2 separate regions of the Homo sapiens genome follow, and region 2 is linked to region 1. A link is a loop called in an ENCODE intact Hi-C map of the cell type or tissue named here. Cell type or tissue: breast epithelium. All regions are shown on one strand.

Region 1 (5,000 bases):
TATAAGTGTTCCCTTTTCTCCAGCATCTGTTATTCTCCAGCATCTGTTATTCCAGCATCTGTAAGTTCACCAGCATCTGTTATTTTCTGACTTTTAATAATAGCCATTTTGACTGGTGTGAGATGGTATCTCACTGTGATTTTGATTTGCATTTCTCTAATGATCAGTGACTTGAGTTTTTTTTTTCAAATGTTTGTTTACCGCATGTATGTCTTCTTTTGAAATGTGTCAGTTCACGTCCTCTGCCCACTTTTTAATGGGGTTATTTGTTTTCTCTTGTATATTTGTTTTCTCTTGTATATTTGTTTAAATTCCTTATAGATGCTGGATGTTAGACCTTTTCCAGATGCATGGTTTGCAAATATTTTCTCCCATTCTGTAGGTTGTCTGTTTACTCTGTTGATCGTTTCTTTTGCTGTGCAGAAGCTCTTTAGTTTAATTAGATCCCTCTTGTCAATTCTTGCTTTTGTTGTGATTGTTTTTGGTGTCTTTGTTATAAAATCTCTGCCTGTTCCTATGACCAGGATGGTATTGCCTAGGTTGTCTTCCAGGGTTTTTACAGTTTTGGGTTTTACATATAAGTCTTTAATCTATCTTGAGTAGATTTTTGTATATGGTGTAAGGAAGAGGGCTGGTTTCAATCTTCTGCATATGGCTAGTGAGTTATCCCAGCATCATTTATTTAATAGGGAATCCTTTCCCCATTGCTTGTTTTTGTCAAGTTTGTCAAAGAGATGGTCATAGGTGAGCGGTCTTATTTTTAGGCTATTCTGTTCCACTGGTCTATATCCCTGTTTTTGTACCAGTACCATGATGTTTTGGTTACTGTAGCCCTGTAGTATAGTTTGATGTTGGGTAATATGATACCTTCAGCTTTGTTCTTTTTGCTTAGGATTACCTTGGCTATTCATGCTCTTTTTTGGTTCCTTAAGAATTTTTAGTTTTTTTTTAGTTCTGTGAAGAATGTTATTGGTAATGATAGGAATAGCATTGAACCTGTAAATTGCTGTGGGCAATATGGCCATTTTAATGATATTGATTCTTCCTAGCCATGAGCATGCGATGTTTTCTATTTGTTTATGTGTTTTCTGATTTCTTTGAACAGTATTTTGTAATTCTCATTGTAGAGGTCTTTCACCTCCCTGGTTAGCTGTATTCCTAGGTATTTTAGTCATTTTGTGGCAATTGTGAGTGGGATTGCCTGCCTGATTTGGCTCTCAGCTTGGCTGTTGTTGGTATATAAAAATGCTAGTGATTTTTGTACATTGATTGTTATACTAATTAGATCCTCCACCCCAGCCTAATTATTCTTCAAGATTATCCTCACTACTTCCATATGTATTTGTAAACCAAGCTTGTCCAAATATATACATAACCACATGCATACAAAAGGCAGTCTTTCAAATAATGCTTTGTCATTTTCTCTATGAAGGCCTTGTGCATCTTGTTAGATATATTGCTTTATATTTTTAATGCTATTATAAATAATATTGTTTAAAATCTCATTTTAGAACACCTTGTTGTTGGTGTTAAAAAATGCAAGTGATATTTACATATAGATTTTTGTATCAGACAAACTTGATAAACTGTTACTAGTTCTAATTATTTATTTGAGCGTTCATTGAAACTTTCCACATGGATAGTTATATTAACTGCAATTAATGTGAATTTTTTTCTAAGTTTCCACATTTCCTAGGACTGACTAGAACCTCTGATAATAAGGAAAATGTATAATATAATTTACCATGTAGTATTATTTTTTTTAAATGTTAAAGTAATTGTGATTGTAACATCCATTTTATTTATTATTGTATTTGATTAGCTCATATTTTGTTTGGATTTTGCATCTGTGTTCAACAGTAAGATTGGCATGTAATATTCTTTTTTCATATTGTCCTTGCAAAGTTGGAATATCAAGGTAATGCTAACCTCATAAAATGAAATGGAAGGTATTCCTCTTTTTCAATATTCTGGAATAGTTTGTGTAATTAGGATTATTTTTTCTTGAATGTTTGGTAATTTTTGTTAGTGAAGCCATCCAAATATTGGCTTCACTAACAAATATTACCAAACATTCAAAATTGGTGAAAAATAAAATTTCACCAGTTTTATTTGTGAAATTTAATTTTTTTCATGGGTATAGAATCATTTAACTTTTCTGTTTCTTCTTGGGTCCATTTTGGTAATATACATTAAAAAAGGAATTTGTCAATTTTTTCTTTTCTCATATGAATATTTATTACTGCTTTCTATATTTGGCAAGTAGACTTAAAAAATTCAGTTTAAAATATTTTTCTAATTTTCATTTTGATTTGTTCTTTGACCTATAAATAATTTAGAAGTGTTTCTTAATTTCCAAACATGAGGATGTCATCTCATTATGATTGTATTATTGATTTCTAACTTAATTGCCTGATTAGCAGAGAACATGAGATGTTCTTTATGGTTCATTTAATTTGGGTAATTATCATAAATGCTTTATATATGCTTTGGCAGTTTGTGTATTTCAGTGAATTTTTCTACTGAATTATCTTAGTTCTCAAATTTATGGGCATAAACTCTATAGCATTCCTTTATTGTTCTTTAGGTAGAAGACTATGGCTGCTTTTAATGCTTTCTTTTCAATCTTTAGTGTTCTGGAATTTGACTAGGTTGTCTTAATCTATGGACATTTTAAAACTTATTTTAACTGGGATTTATAGAGCATTCTGAGTCTTCACATTGCTGTCTTTTATTAGTATTGGAAAATTCTCAGCTATTCTTTTTTTTTTTTTTACAAATACAATATCACTCTGTTGCCCAGGCTGGAGTGCAGTGGTACAGTCATGACCCACTGCAGCCTCTACCTCCTCCTAAGCTCGGGTGATCCTCTCACCTCAGCACCCCTAGTAGCTGGGACTACAGACATGCGCCACCACACCTGGCTAATTTTATTAATTCTTTAATATTGTTTTCTCCTTATTTTCTCTCAACTCCTTACTGTCCTTCAGGAATACTGCTTGAATTTATGTTAACATATACCATAGTCTATATTACATAACTCTTAACTTCTCTTTTGAAATTTCTGTGTATTTATTTCTATATGTTGTATTCTGGATAATTTCTTCTGATCTCTCTTCCAGCTTGCTAATGCTCTTTTCAACTCTGTCAAATCAACTTTTCAGATAGGCTTAGTCATTTTTGTAGTCTCTTCCCTTTTACTCATATTACAATCCCTTTATAGCCTCTTCTTCATAATCGTTTTACTCTCCTGCTCATATTTTTGAGGTTATCTTTTATTTCTTTAAACATGTAAAGTATTTTCTATTGTGTGTCCAATAATTTTAATATCTATATATTGTGTGTCTAATTTTCAGTTCTTTATTTTTCTGCTTCCTTTAATGGAAGCTTGTTTTCTGGCATTTGGGGAGTTTTTAATATGAGCTCCTATTTTGAAAAGTTTATCTTTGGCAATTTTTTGCACAAGGATCCAAATGGTTTTCATCAGAGAGAATTGATTTCCTCAGGTTCCTGGGCTACTACAAACTTCGAACACTTTAAAGTAAAAATTCACCTTGAGGATTTTTGGATATCCTAGGTAGCGTGAAGGTATACAAAATCTATAATAGCTTTTGGCTAAGAATACTCGACAGGGACTTTTTCTCCTTCTCACCATCCCACAGTTTGAGAGAGACAGTTTTTCTCACATTTCACAGGGATGGGGGCAGGTTTATTTTTAGTCTACTCCTTACCTGAGCATGAACCTCTTGTAAGCATTCATGGGGGTCTCCTATTAGCCTTCTGACCCTCTGTGTGCAGATCTGTGCTTCTTCTTCCTCCAATCCTTCGCGATAGGAAAACCAATGCTCAGTTTCACCTGAGTTGACAAATCCCTCAGAGCAAAAGCCAGCCTAAGTGCTCGACTTACTCTTCAAGACTCTTGTTTTAAATTAAGTTTTTTGCTTTTTTTTTTTTTTTTTTTTTGCCTCAGAGAATGTCTTGTTTTCTGGATAGCTCATCAACTATTCTAAAAAGATGCTGAAAGGTCTTTCATTCAGGATTTTTAGTTGTTTCCAGCAGTAGAATTGGTCAAGGTCTCTAGCCCACCATTGAGAAGTGGATATCATCTTTACTCCTCTAACTTCAGGCTTTAATTCTTGTTAAAATGCAAATGCCCATGCTTAAAAGCATGTTAAGGCAGTATTTCTTTTATTTCCTTATTTATTGTTATTATTTTTTGACACAGCGTCTCACTCTATCACCCAGGTTGGGGTGCAGTGGTACAATTTTGGATCACTGTAGCCTCAACCTCCCAGACTCAATTGATCCTCCCACTTCAGTATCCTGAGTAGCTGGGACCACAGGCACACACCATCATGCCCTGCTCATTTTTGTATTTTTCTTAGAAATAAGGCTTTGCCATGTTGCCCAGGACTCCTTGGCTCAAGTGATCCATGCACGCCAGGCTTCCAAAGTGCTGGGATTACAGGTGTGAGCCACCACGCCCGGCCCAACGCAGTATGTTTCACAGTGCCATCTTAGACCATCTCCTTGAAAATCATCTGGCATCCTTGCTAAAATGCTGATCACAGGTCATATCTCAAACTTCTTGAATGTAAATCTTGGGATGGAAGAAGAGAGAATTATTACTCAGTGTTTCAATGGAGAACTACTTTGTTATGTTGCTATCTGTCTTATGCTTTTGTACAAATTAGTTTCAGATCTTTTTCTGAAACAAATTATCCCAACAAAAAAGCTTAGGAATATTTGGTATTTGGAGGAAAAAGTCTTCCCAAAATTGGCATTAAAAAAGTGGCTTTTCTCTGTAAAGAATCTAGCATTTGCTGATTCCGTGTCCCTGACCACTACAGTGTGAGTACTGTCTCCTGTTTTCACCTGTATCTATAGGTTATTTAGTCTCAAAGCCAGGAGTCAACTTGTTTTACTGAATTTTCTTCAGATTGCCCAAGGAATTGTAAAGGAGGCTCATTTTTCTGTCATACCTATGGAGAAACCATGGA
Region 2 (5,000 bases), 510 kb after region 1:
GTCATGGAGTGTACTGTCTAGCTGGGGAGCAGAACTAAACACATACACAATTAGATATAAACCGTTGTCCCTCTGTATCTGTTGGGGATTGATTCTAGGAACCCCCTTGGAGACCAAAATCCATGGATACTCAAGTCCCTGTATAAAATGATATTGTAGAGCTGGCCCTTTGTATCTGAGGGTTCTGCATCTGAGAATTCAACCAATGTTGGATCAAAAATATGGTATTTGTGGGATGTAGAACCTGCAGATACTGAGGACCATATCTGGAACTAACGCAGGACTGACTGCAAGACTTGAGCATCCTCAGATTTTGGTATCCACAGGGGTCCTGAAACCAATCCCCTGAAGATATCAAGGGACAACGGTATTTGCATGTAACTTATACAAACCCTCCCCTATACTTTAAATCATCTCTAGATTATTTATAATACCTAATACAATATAATAATTATAATAATTATAATACCTAATACAATATAAGTAAATAGTTATTATACTATATTTTTAGAAAATAATTACAAGAAAAAAGTCTGTACATATTCAGTACAGACGTAACCATCCATTTTTTCCAAATATTTTCAATCTATGGTTGGTTGACTTTACGGATACAGAAGGCAGAATATAATTACAAATTATGATACAGAAGTACTCTGAACAATAGGAACAGAATGCCATGAAACTATGAGATACAATTGGAAAGACTGACTTTGGAGAGAATTTATAAATGGAAAGGTCTAGGTGAGCATCGGAGATTTTGAGCTCTTAGAATAATGTTCCTTGAATGGTTCTTATTCCCTCTTTCCATTTCATTCTATGTAGGCAGTGGAAGATGCCTTCACCATGAATTTTACCTGTGTTACTGCCAGTACAGATGTTGATCTTTCTCAACCAAGACATCATGAATTTCCATAGCCCCAATAAATTGCAACTGTTGGGGCCATGGAAACATGGGAGCTGGGCTGCTTAGGAGAACCTGAGTTCTTTGGGTGGGGTGAAGGGTGTGGTGTTTACACATTTCATTAGGATTAGAGTGATTTTGGTTCTGCTGCAAACATTGCCAAGAACTCATCATATTCCTCTGGATAAGTCACTTAATTTCATTGAATCTCATTCTTTCTCCTATAAAATTAGAGAATTAAGATGAGGTCATCTCTGAGGTCCTTTCATATTCAGTGTCCTAAAAGGCTGTATTGTATAGTGAAAAAAGGTACAGACTTGGGAACCAGATTGTGAGGGTTGAAATCCCAGCTCTGTCACCTACCAGCTATGTGACTAAGTACATTTCTTAACTTCTCTGTGCCTCCCGTTCCAAAACTGTAAGATGGGAGATAAGATAGTATGCACCGCATAGTGTTGTGAGAATTCAGTGAATTAATCTAGTAAAGTACTTAGGGCCTGCATTATGGTATGTAAGAAGTGTTAACTGCTATTACTATTCCCTGAAAGAAGGTCACCTCTTCTAAAGCCTGGACTCCAGAAGAGGCAGAATACTCGAGACCCTGGAGTGAACATATAAACAAAATAGTGTTTGGGAACCAATAATTGACATTTCCACAATTCTTACCAAACCTGCTTTGTGTTAGGCATGTTTTAAAGCACAACTTTTTATTGTTGGAAGAAGGCCCAAACCATAGAATGCTTTATTTCATGCCCACAGGGACTCTCTTCTTCCTTGGGACACAGGCAGGTAATTAAGCCCCTGAGGATGGGGTGCACACAGGATATTGAACTAGTGCTTACTTCATAATGCTTTCACACCTGCGGCCAGGACAACAAAGCAGGAGAAATCAATGCCATTACTTCAGAGGCTGAGAGGTGGATGCTCTTATGCCAATGGGTTTTTGCTCTACTTAAGCAACATGAGACCTCATAAATTAAACTTGAAAAGGATTTTTCAAATTATGAAAAAATTCATTAAAAATGTATAAGCATTAACTTCAGCTGACTTAGTGTATCACAGAGATTCTGTTTTAATTAAACCCATACAGATTTGCAATAAACAGCATCATTTTCTCTTCATTTCTTAATACACCCAAATCTCTGAAACTATCATTTTGTTCCTTTGCACTATTTTCTTTAGCATTTTCTTCATAAATGATACCACCTGGACTCTGTTATATTATAAGTGGTTATTAAATGTTTAATAAAGAATGAACTAATAAGACTTTTACATTTCTTCCACTTTCTGTGTGTATATGCGTGTTTGTGTAATCTTCTGACAGCTAAAACTCTGACAATTCAGACTATTGTGATTTGGGGATGTCTGAAATAATGGAGATTATGCTTTCTTATAAAAGAGAGAGAAACTACTTTTTCTGTGAGAAACTAGGATGCTATCATGGGAAAGAAATTGCTTGTGGATCTTGTAAAACAGAAAATGTAGCTTTTTAGATAAAAGGAAAAGGAGAAGAAGAAGACAAGAAATTAAGTTTACTTAGCAAAAATCTAGTTTCCTGAAACTTTTCTGGAGACCAGAGCACTAGAGTCTCTCAGTGTTTTTTGCTATGGATGACTCCCTCTTTTGGGGATGGTGGTAGTTGGCGAGGGGGAAGACTCCAAGGGGTAGTAGCAGCCAACTCCCCTCTTAGCCCTGACAACCACACCCTGACCCCTACCCCTACCAGAGGCTATCCAACACTGTCGCTTTTACCTTAGAAAAGTAGAGTTCAACCTCTCTGACAATTTCCATTGCCCCTCCTTTGTCCCTAGCCTATCTTCCTCCCTTGAGCCTTCTCCCTGTCTTCGGTTTCTTCTCTCTCTCCAAAGACTTTTCAGAAGGAGCTCAGTTTTTCCTAAAGAGTAAGAAACAAAAAAGCCTTTCTGTGGGAGTCTGTTTAAGACATAACGGACTCGTGCTTATAAAAGGCCCTTTCATTCTGTTTGCTGGTATGTGTTTCCTGAGCAGCCGGGGGTGGAAAGTCTCAATAGAGTCCAGTCAAAGATTGCAACTGCAAATTTCCAAGGCTGCAGGGTGGGGGCAGAGGAGAAGGGAAAGCCTTGTGTATAATGCCATGCAGACACTTTCAGCAAGACTTACTCAAGGCAGCCCCAGGAGCTCTGTCTTTAAACGTGCCAACATACGTTTTGTTAGCAAGGCAGTTCTTTCTAGCAAATAACTTTCTTTATGGTTTCCCACGTACAGGGTGGTTTTGTTTTTCACAAAATACCGTTATTTAAAAATGACAACTGAGCAGAGAAAATAGGCATTAAGCAGGAAATGCTTGGAGCCTGTCTAAGGCTTTTTTCTGTTGTGGACTGGCGAATTGCTGCCATGATAAGCTGATGTGTTGCCCTTTCTGTTGGAACCTTCAGGATGGTGCCCAGAGTGAGAGGGAGCATTTCAAAGAGGATTCCCTTTTGGTCTTAGGTCTTAAGTTAGAATTACATAGGGATAAGCAAATTCAAATCAGAAAGTTTGAGATTTGGATTTGAACTGTAGAGGTTAAGAGAGGGTTGGTGTAGAGATTCACATTTTTTGAAACTGTGAAATTGGATGGTTAGTGTTCACTTTTCCCCATACATACACAAATATATATATATATACATGTTTACATTTTATATTCTGTATTGGCAAATATATGTATGTGTGTGTGTATGTGTATATATATGTGTATATATATACACATATACACATATATATACAAACACACAATACACACACACACACACACAGACATATGTTCTTCATTTGATTTAATGAATAAATATTTGTTTGGCTGACCTTAAATGGATTTCATGCTATCTTAGCACTTTCTTAAATGGAGAAATTGCAACCATGTGCCAAGATTAATATGGTAAAAGTTTCACTTTATTTTATTTAAAACTATGTATATAGACATGGAATAGAATGTAAAATGTATATGAATTTAAGATACAAATGGAATACAACCCTTGCTTGTGACAGGAAAGGATCCCAGATTCCCTGGGGTAGGGGTGGACTCAGCTTTAGCTTCAACAGACTCTGGGACACCTCTGCCTAGGGCTGATCATGCGGGTCAGCAGGAACGGGCAACAAAACTCAGAAAGATTCTCTGCTCAGAGATGTTGGAATTTGTACTTCCTACCCCAGTCTTCATTCTGTAGTTATAAAATTATGATCCTTTTCAGGTCTCTCTTTAAATGTGCATATTTATTGATAGGCTTAAGCTATTGGTCATTCATACCTTATAAATTAAGCCACTAACATCATATTGAGATTGGCTTCACAGACCACAGAAGCAGCTTTGGGTTCCTAACTGAGGTCCCTTAACAGTTTTGTAGACTAGAGCAAGCCAGCTAATTCACTTGAGCCCGGTTTCTTAATCTGAAAATAGGAATGATAACACCCACCTAAATATCACAGAATAGCTATGAAGTCAAAATGGCATACTATACATGGAAGACCCCTATTAAATTGTGAAGTACTATTTATATATCAGTCATCACTACCAATCATTTTACCTGAAATTAGTAGTACATCATCAGGCTTATTCATTTGAGTTGAGATTAGTTAATAGAGAAGAATGGGATGGGAGAGGTAGTTTTGAAATATAAAACATTTAGGAAGATTGGGCCAATATGTGTTACCTCAGTGAGAGTCTTTGCTATTTGAAGGTATAATACAGCAGGTCAGAGGCAAGAAGGAAGAGGAAGAGAGTCAATGCCACAACAAACTTCTGCTCTGAGATTCAGCAGAGGAACCTTGAGGAAGAAACAGCCCTTGACAAGCTAAGTTGCTCTAAGGAGAAAATTCCATGATGAGATTCATCTTAACTTGTTAGGCAAGCCGCAATACATAGACTGAGACACAGTACTACTATATTACAGTTCTGAGCATGGTATTTTCCAAAGCCAGGACCTACTGAAAGTGTAAATAATTGGAGGTAAACACTGGTCTCACTTAGCATCTAGAAAACATCCTGTCCTCGTGCACGTCTGACAATGCTGCCTGTCATCTCTGCTCTTGTGTTCATCATCCTAATAACACACAGCAGTTGTTAAGCTTGCGCTGTGTACAG

What was found. Hi-C counts contacts between places; a loop is a spot of excess contacts. Peaks named below come from ENCODE experiments on the same cell type or tissue, not always from the same donor. Only the 100,000 strongest peaks of a DNase experiment are listed, where the experiment ranks them.
Region 2: a loop joins it to region 1, with 23 times the contacts of the local background. A loop is called at or near these places in 1 of 110 quality-filtered maps.

What each region holds. Positions count from the first base shown.
Region 1 is chr14:51,405,399-51,410,398 of GRCh38, forward strand. It overlaps a transcript of FRMD6 not described here. Among named protein-coding and RNA genes, the nearest start is that of LINC02310, 11 kb to the left of the region's middle. In breast epithelium, no CTCF peak of the experiment used is centred here; no DNase peak of the experiment used is centred here.
Region 2 is chr14:51,919,912-51,924,911 of GRCh38, forward strand. All of the region lies in intron 2 of GNG2 (G protein subunit gamma 2), which reads left to right. Among named protein-coding and RNA genes, the nearest start is that of GNG2, 62 kb to the left of the region's middle. In breast epithelium, no CTCF peak of the experiment used is centred here; a DNase peak (open chromatin) is centred at 2,976; H3K4me3 peaks cover 864 bases; H3K27ac peaks cover 298 bases.